Linked DNA regions of Homo sapiens: all the other regions are linked to region 2. A link is a contact called in ENCODE Hi-C or POLR2A ChIA-PET data. All regions are on one chromosome and are shown on one strand. Each heading gives the region's core, a stretch centred on a gene start or an enhancer-like site at or near the end of the contact. The rest is flanking DNA. Distances are from core to core; before and after follow the strand shown.

The links. Hi-C counts contacts between places; a loop is a spot of excess contacts on that map. ChIA-PET counts read pairs that join two places held with the same protein, here RNA polymerase II (POLR2A). Pooled maps may share reads with other maps.
Region 1: a loop to region 2 is called in a pooled map, with 7 times the contacts of the local background. The contact joins the enhancer-like site here to the promoter of ATAD3A in region 2. A Hi-C loop is called at or near these places in 3 of 37 single-sample maps with no recorded cell type and 5 of 50 pooled maps. POLR2A ChIA-PET finds 5 or more read pairs at or near these places in 1 of 52 experiments (RWPE1).
Region 3: a loop to region 2 is called in a pooled map, with 9 times the contacts of the local background. The contact joins the promoter of INTS11 here to the promoter of ATAD3A in region 2. A Hi-C loop is called at or near these places in 1 of 168 maps with a recorded cell type or tissue (ovary), 1 of 37 single-sample maps with no recorded cell type and 7 of 50 pooled maps. POLR2A ChIA-PET finds 5 or more read pairs at or near these places in 2 of 52 experiments (MCF 10A and activated CD4-positive, alpha-beta T cell).

The regions. Positions count from the first base shown.
Region 1 is chr1:1,677,472-1,680,171 of GRCh38, reverse strand. All of the region lies in intron 2 of SLC35E2B (solute carrier family 35 member E2B), which reads left to right. Among named protein-coding and RNA genes, the nearest start is that of SLC35E2B, 14 kb to the left of the region's middle. RefSeq lists an enhancer at 2,118-2,167. Within about 2 kb of position 1,276, at least 15 of the 41 ENCODE cell types and tissues checked have a DNase peak (open chromatin) inside an H3K27ac peak, as active enhancers do.
Region 2 is chr1:1,510,810-1,513,509 of GRCh38, reverse strand. It overlaps ATAD3A (ATPase family AAA domain containing 3A), which reads right to left and starts at 1,348. Exons shown (of 16, transcript NM_001170535.3): 1 at 1,037-1,348. The coding sequence starts at 1,241. RefSeq lists silencers at 1,231-1,390, 1,841-2,040 and an enhancer at 1,541-1,600.
Region 3 is chr1:1,323,317-1,326,023 of GRCh38, reverse strand. INTS11 (integrator complex subunit 11) reads left to right here and starts at 1,364. Exons shown (of 17, transcript NM_017871.6): 1 at 1,364-1,443. The coding sequence starts at 1,416. It overlaps CPTP (ceramide-1-phosphate transfer protein), which reads right to left and starts at 1,222. Exons shown (of 3, transcript NM_001029885.2): 1 at 922-1,222. RefSeq lists silencers at 766-1,265, 1,446-1,575 and an enhancer at 2,394-2,707.

The DNA.
Region 1 (2,700 bases), core at 27-2,526, 170 kb before region 2:
GCACCACCATGCCCGGCTACATTAAAAAAAAATTTTTTTTTTTTGAGACGGAGTTTCACTCTTGTTGCCCAGGCTGGAGTACAACGGTGTGATCTCGGCTCACCGCAACCTCCGCCTCCCGGGTTCAAGCGATTCTCCTGCCTCAGCCTCCTGAGTAGCTGGGATTACAGGCATCCACTACGCCCGGCTAATTTTGTATTTTTAGTAGAGACGGGGTTTCTCCACGTTGGTCAGGCTGGTCTTGAACTCCTGACCTCATGATCCACCCTCCTCGGCCTCCCAAAGTGCTGGGATTACAGGTGTGAGCCATCGCGCCCAGCATTTTTTTTTTTTTTTTTTTTGACGGGAGTCTCGCTCTGTTGCTCAGGCTGGGGTGCAATGGCGCGATCTCAGCTCACTGCAAGCTCTGCCTTCCAGGTTCAAGTGATTCTCCTGCCTCAGCCTCCCGAGTAGCTGGGATTACAGGTGCCAGCCACCACACCCGGCTGATTTTTTTTTTGTACTTTTAGTAGAGACGGGGTTTTGCTGTGTTTGCCAGGCTGGTCATGAACTCCTGAGCTCAGGTGATCCGCCCACCTTGGCCTCCCAAAGTGCTGGGATTCCAGGTGTGAGCCACGGCGCCTGGCCCAGAACCTTAAGTTCTTGATGTACAGAGAACGGCAGCGTCAGTGAAGTGTGATTTCTGTTTTTTTGTTTCCACTAATTGTGAGCAAACATTAGGGTGGGGACTGGGCTGCTTGTGTGGGTCCCACAGGCTTCTTGGAGCACAGTGTCAGCAGAGAAGGGGAATGGGGGTCCTCATTGCGGGGAGCAGTTTTGCCTGGGATGCTGTGAGTTTCTCAGAGGGAAGCTAAGTGGACAGACTGTTCTGGCAAGAGGGAGATGCTTGCCTTTTGAATTCCAGGTTTGCCTCGACGTCAGGTGGGACGTGACTGGCGTCGTCTGCACACGCCCGAGCCCACGTGCTGTTCCTTGCTCCTGGAGGGGTTTCTTGAGCGTGGCCTCCTTGCCATGTAAATGAATTTGGTTTTAGAAACTCGCTGGTGGTGGCAGAGCCTGTGTAGCGGGTGCTGTGACAGCGTCCCCAGCCAGGGGGCAGCCTTCGAGGTGGGAGGGAGAGGTCAAGGGCCGTGAGGCCTAGTGAGGTGGGGAGTGAGATCCACGCCTGCCATGAGCTCCACCCCTGCCTTGCGGAGCCCTGTCGCGAGTGCTCTGTCCTTTTGCTCTGCCGCACCCTTTGTTGTTGGATTTTCACCTCAGGAAAGCCAGGTAGCTGCTCCACCCCCAGCCAGGGCCCATCAGTCCGGGAAACTGGCACAAAGTCTCCTAGCTCCCTGGCTCAGGGCCCAGCCAGTCCTAGCTCCAGGGAGGCTGCAGCCCATGGAGGTTTAGCTCCCAGCTTGTTGTCACCCCAGGCTAAGCAGTGGGACTGTGCTGCTGAACAGGAAGAAGGGAATGGTGTCTTTGTGGAGATCTGGCACTGTCAGTGGCCCGAGGAGTGGATGAGTCCTTTGTTATTCCGAGGCTGTGGGAACTGGTGGAGGGGTCGGCCTTCTCCTCACTGAGGCCTGGGGTGCCCTTGGAGGCAGCTGTCCTGGTGCACCGAGGGGTCAGGGCACACATGGGTGGCCTGGGAGCGTCTGGGTGGCACTGAGCTGGCGGTGTGATGGGCAGACGGGGAGACCTGGGTGCACAGACACACACAGCAGGGGGAGGGGAGGAGAGAGAGGAAGGCTGCAGAGGCCCTGGCATTGCCGCCACTGGGGAGAGGGCAGAAGCGCCTGTTCCCGGGTATGGGGAGGCCAAGTTTCAGGCACCTCTGAGCACTGCTGGGCAGGTGAGCTGGGGGAGAGGCCGGCCTGAGCACCCAGGCGAGGTCTTCATGGGGGAGGGGGTGGCGTGCGTCCCTCAGTGTGAACACAGAATATTTATGTATACATATGGCACGCACGCAAGTGCATAAACATAAACACAGAAGGAGGTCACGAATGAGGTGGGAACCCCAGTTTCCCGGGGGAGAAGTGAGACGAGGAGGGGTACTGGGTCGGGCAGCACGGCCGGCACCACACGCTCCCAGAGCGCCTTGGTGAGACAGGATGGGCGCCCCTTCAGATGCACAGCCTCCCCCGAAGCAGGAAGAGAAACCCAGGTGTGAGAAACAGGAAATCGGGCTGCCTGAGCGCTGGGATTGAGACCTGGGGGAGGTGGGGTCTCGGTGCTGCGGAGTCACAGTGGCGTCTGTGCAAAGCCCCAGCTGGGGGGATGATTCCCACTGGACCTCAGGAGGAAACGGCTGTTCTGACCTTCCTGGAGCTCGTGGGAAGGGAGGGGGTGTCTCGCCCCGAAGCCACAGTCGCCTGAGCGTGAAGCGGGTGTAAGTGTGGTTTTATACCACGGAGTCTGTCTAGAAAGTAGCATGGAACTTTAGGAGGCCGAGGTGGGCGGTTCACGAGGTCAGGAGATCGAGACCATCCTGGCTAACACGGTGAAAACCCGTCTCTACTAAAAAAAAAAAAATTACAAAAAATTAGCCGGACGTGGTGGCGGACGCCTGTCGTCCCAGCTACTCGGGAGCCTGAGGCAGGAGAATGGCGAGAACCCGGGAGGCGGAGCTTGCAGTGAGCCCAGATCACGCCTCTGCACTTCAGCCTGGGCGACAGAGCAATACTCCGTCTCAAAAAAAAAAAAAAAAAGGAAAAA
Region 2 (2,700 bases), core at 99-2,598:
AGGCACTGGCAACGCCGGCAGAGCGGACTGCGGGTCAGGAGCTCCGGGGCCGCCAGGACTGGAGCAACTCAGAGGCACAGGTCTGCACTATGGGGAGGCGGCCTGAGGCTGCTCAACCAGGCCTGTACCACTGCAGGGGGCCGCAGGCTGATCACTACGATTCAGCTTCTGGAAGTGGGAGAAGTTTCAATCTCTAAGTGAAGTTAGCGGGTGAAAACCCCCAGGAACTAGGACACAAAGGAACCCTCCAAATAAGCCTGCAGCAAGAAAGTCAGTCACCAACATCCGCTGTCCTCCGAGGTGCCCTGAAGTCCAGCCCTTGATTCCCATCCTAACCTGATGGTTAAAATTACCGAGGAAGGCCATGAGCAGCGGCTCACGCCTGTCATCCCAGCGCTTTGGGAGGCCGAGGTGGGCGAATCACCTGAGGCCAGAATTCAAGACCAGCCTGAACAACATGGTGAGTGCTCACACCCTGAGGGCCTTGGGTCAGGGGTTTACTCAAGCTGAGCAGCACGGCCTGGCCTGTGGCTTCACAGACCTCGCCGTGCAAATGCTAACGTCTTCCAACAAGAAGTGCAAATCTGCTAGTCTCGTTAGAATCAAGTAACTCTCAAATACGCTTCCCTTGTTACGTGGAAACTGCTAGCAACCACCCAACAAACCCATCTACCCATCTGGCCACGCCTTGGCCTGTGCCACGTGGAGGCGGCAAGCGCAGAAGGATCCCGCACGCTCGGCGGTAACTGAAGACCACGGCCAGCCCCAGACCCTGACCCCTGTAACCTATGAGCGCCACCTCCGCACCGCTTTCCGCACCTGACCCGCTCCTGACAGCTGCAGAGGTGCAAACGGGTGACGGAAAGAGTCCGATCCTCCCGGCACGCGACACGGCTCCGGCCGGGGGTGCTCCGGGGGCGCAGTCTCGCCCGGGAAGTGGCTGCCGACAGCGGCGAGGAGCGGCAAGGGCCAGGGCTCCCGCTTCCCCGGCCCGTCCCGCCCGCCCGCCCGCGCCGCCCCGCCCCGCCGCACTCACGCGAGTGCTCCAGCTCGCGCGCCGCCTTGGCGGCGCGCTCCAGGCCGGTGGGGTCGAAGTTGCTCCATTTGTCCTTGGGCGCCGGCCGGTCTCCCAACCCGCGGTCCCCGCCGCCCTCGGCCCCGGGCTGCGCGGGCGGCAAAGGCGGCGGCGGCCCCGCGCCTTCACCCTTGGGGCCCTTGTTAATGCCGAAGAGCCACGACATGCTCGCACCGCCGCCGCCGCTACCGCCGCCGGGACCCCCACCCGAGTCTGACTCGCGCGCGGCTGGGAGCAGCCTCCACGCGCCGCGAGCCGGTGGTCACCGCCACTGCGCAGGCGCCACACACACCCCTTCCTCCCGGCGATAGAAGCGCGTAAGGGACACGCGCGCAGCCCTTGGATTGGCCCCGAGGACAGTGACGCCATAGCGACGGCGCCGCGACTGCCGAACAGGCTTTGGGAGCCAGCGGGGCGGGAGCGGCGAAGCATCTGGCTACGGGAGCCACGCCGGGACAAAATTCCCGAGGGACGTAGGCGAACCCAAGGCAGCGTCAGCCCCGCGCCGCATCCGCGTGGGCTCCGTTGCTAGGGGCTCCGTTGCTAGGGGCTCCGAGGAGTTCCGGCCTTGGCGGCAGCGGGTGGCAAGTTTCCAGGGAGCCCCAAGGTTCTCGATCCGTGCGGCGGGGCGCCCTGCGGTGAGTCCAGGACGCAGAGAAGAGTCTCGCGGGAACCTCACCCGAGGCGGCACCGGCGCCCGGGCAAGCCGAGCCCTTCCGCGATGAGTCGGCGCCCTGGGGTCGCTGCGCCAAGAGCTCAGGAGAGGCGCCTCCCCTCCTCGGTGTCTCCGCAGCCCGCACGGCCCTCCCGCCCAAGACCCCGGGGCGACCCCTTCCCGCGTGGCGGGGCCAGCGAGCTCCTCTTGCGGGGCGTGGACGGGGCCGGGGTGCCCGGGCAGGCGCCGCCCCGGAGCCCACGGTCCACGCGCTCCCAGCGGCCCTGACTTTCTCCTTGATGGAACTGGTTGACTTCACGGAATATATGGAGTGACTTTTCCCACTGGATTGGAAACTGTTTTAAGCCTGAATAATGTTAGATACAATGAGTTCTAAACTTCCCTTCAAAGAATCAGTATATCAGTATGTTCAGTCTTTGTCCTGCATTTTAAAGTCTACCTTCCTCGCAGTTTCAGTAAACAACCTTTTCCACCAGTTCTAGTCAGTAGTTGACATCTGTTGCCCTGGTCACCTGCTCCGTCCTAACTAATCCCGGTCTCCTGCTTTGACCTGAGTCACCTTTAGTTACCTGTCCCATAACCATTTTTCCCGCCAAACCACTCACCCCGCCACTCTGGCCCATACTCCTGCTCCCTTTAAAATAGCCAATGGGCACTAGTTTAGACTGTGCATTCTAACCCTAGCCAATAGGGGAACCACACAGCAGTAGGGGCTACCCGCGTCAGGAATAAGAACCCCTTCCCCTCCCTTGTCCAAGCGCTCGCCATTGCTCCATCTATGAGATGTCCCCTTCTATAGAAGTAAATTATCTAGCTGAGAAAAATTTATATTCGAGTTCTACTTCTTTGGCGGCACAGAAAATTTACATATAACACAGTGAGCTGCCGAGATCTCGTCACTGCACTCCAGTCTGGGCGACTGAGTCAGACTCTGTCAAAAAAAAAAAAA
Region 3 (2,707 bases), core at 115-2,614, 190 kb after region 2:
TTGTGTGAGTGTTGCCAAGCACCCTTGCCCTGTCTCCCCGGGTGCCCCACGGGCCCGCACCTGCTCTGGGGAACCTGAGAGTCAGCTGCATTCCACCTCGACCAGGAAGAGGGCCTGGGGGTTCCTAGGCCGGTTGGTGCTGGGAGCCCTGTCCTGGCCTCCCTGGCTGCAGGGACTCCATCGGTGGGGGAGGGGGAAGGGCACCCAGCCGTGGTGAGAGCTCCTGGCCAGGAGCAGGTGGGCAGGTTGCTCAGCACCCTAGGACTGGGCCCTTCATCACTAGGGATCATGGGCTGCAAGCCCTGCCCAGCCCGTGGCCCAGGCTGCTGGAGCACTGGTGCCTGCAGGGTGCTGAAGCCTGGCGTTGCAGGCCCCACAGGTTGGGTTGCATGCTTGGCACCAGGCGGAGGCCCCAGATGTGAGCTCACCGGGCTTCAGGTGTGGGGGATGGCTGCTCCTGGGCCTCAGAAAGATGCAGTCCCATAGACTTCCAGCACGCCCCTCCCCTCCTCGGGCCTTAATTTTGTCCACTGAGAAGATGGTCTCTGAGGCTCTGGGGTTTCCTTCTTGGTCACCAGATATTCTGCGGGCCTTGCCTTCCTGCCCAGATTCGAGCCAGTGGCAAACAGAAGCTGCCAGGAGCTTCTCAGAGCTGTGGCTGGTGGCTCGGTAACAACAGGAAGGGCAGTGGCTGTGCAGGAGGCAGGCAGCTTGCCAGCCCAGGAAGGTGACCCAGGACACCTCCAGGCCTTTCCCAGGGCAGCCCAACGGCCCAAGGTCAGGGCCGGGCGCGAGGGCGGCCTGAGCACAGAGCACGGGGGCTGACAGCAGGCTGGGGGGCCAGCAGGAGACGGGGCCCCACGGCGCCCCAGGCCTTGTGGGTGGGACCAGACCCTGTCGAGCGAGCGCTACGAGTCTCACCTGGGAAGGGGGCTTCAGATGGCACCGGACTGGATGGGCACCGGTTCGGGTCCCTGCTCCACCGAGAGGCCCAGGAAGGGGCGGAGGCCCGGGGTGGTGTTGGGGAGGGGCCGACCTGAGCCACGGCTCCGTCCTGCGCGGGAGCCGGGTCCTCGGCCGCCCGCCCGCTCCGGCCCTCTAGGACGACGTCCCCTCCCGCTCCCGGCCCCTCGGCGACTTCCGGACCGTGCGGGTTGGGTTGGGCAGGTGCGGCCGCCGAGTCCGAGCCGCTCACCTAGGCCGTAGCCGCCGTGCGGGCCCCGTCCCCGCCCACCGCCCCGCCCTCGCCCCGCCCTCGCCCGCCGCCCTGATTGGTTGGATGCTGCCCAATCAGGAGGCCCGGCGCCCCGACCCGCGTTTCCGGCTAGCGCACCGGAAGTTGCAGCGAGGTGGTTGCGCCTGCGCAGTGCATCACCGCAGGCGGGCCTCGCGGGTCCGGGAGCGCGGCGGAGACGATGCCTGAGATCAGAGTCACGCCCTTGGGTGAGTGGGAGCCGCCGGGAGGGCTGTGGGGTGGGCTCCGTATGCGGCTCCGGGCGGGCTGGGCGCCCCGCTCCCTCCCGTTTCTCGTGGAGCCAGGTGCGCGCCGCGGGCGTCCTCCGGTCTCCTCCCCGCGCGGGCCCTGGTGGGAGCCGAGAGGCGGCCTAGTCCCTGCACCCCGGGCCTCCGGCAGTGACGCGAGAACGCGAGCCCCGAGGTTCAGGCGGCCGTGAGGGGACGTCGCAGATGGGGCCGCGGGGCCTTCGCGCTCGCTGTGCGCTTTCGTCGGTGCCTTGACCTCCCCGTGCCGCGCGCTGCCGCCTCCAGCCCTACCAGCCCTTCAGTCCCTTAGCCCCTCAGCCCCGCAGACCCTCAGCCCCCCAGCTCCCCAGCCTCTCAGCCTCCCAGCCCCTCAGCCCCCCAGCCCCTCAGCCCCCCAGCCCCCCAGCCCCTCAGCCCCGCAGACCCTCAGCCCCCCAGCTCCCCAGCCTCTCAGCCTCCCAGCCCCTCAGCCCCTCAGTCCCTCAGCCCCCCAGCCCCCCAGCGCTCCAGTCCCCCAGACCCTCAGCCCAGCAGACCCTCAGTCCCCCAGCCCCTCAGTCCCCCAGCCCCTCAGCCCAGCAGACCCCCAGACCCTCAGCCCCCCAGCCCCTCAGCCCCCCAGTCCCCCAGCCCCCAAGCCCCTTAACCCCGCAAGCCCCTCAGCCCCCCAGCCCCGCTTCTGCCTCCTCACGTCTTGCTTTCTGTCCACCACTCTGTGTGCTCACGCCCGAGTTACAATCAACTCTCACTTTAGCTCTTGTTCTACCTGATTTCTGCAACACTGAAAAAAATAGCAAAAAACGCAAATATGTACTCCTAAAAGTCCTGACAGTCTGGGCACTGTGGCTCACGCCTGCAATCACAGCACTTTGGAAGGCAGAGGTGGGAGGATCGCTTGAGCCCAGGAGTTCAAGACCAACCTAGCCAACATGGCAAGACCCCATCACTCCAAAAAAAAAAAATGCTAAAATTGGCAGGGCGTGGTGGTGTGTGCCTGTGGTTCAAGCTACTTGGGAGGCTGAGTTGTGAGGATTGCTTGAGCCCAGGAGGTTGAGGCTGCAGTGAGCCATGATTGTGCCACTGCACTCCAGCCTGGGTGACAGCAAAACCATGTCTCAAAAGAAAGTCAAAGTCGTAACAGTATAGAACGATGTGAAGAAGGAAAAAATTAGTCAAAATCCAGGGTCTCAGAAACAGCTGGAGGGACATGGTGTTGGTGGCCAGT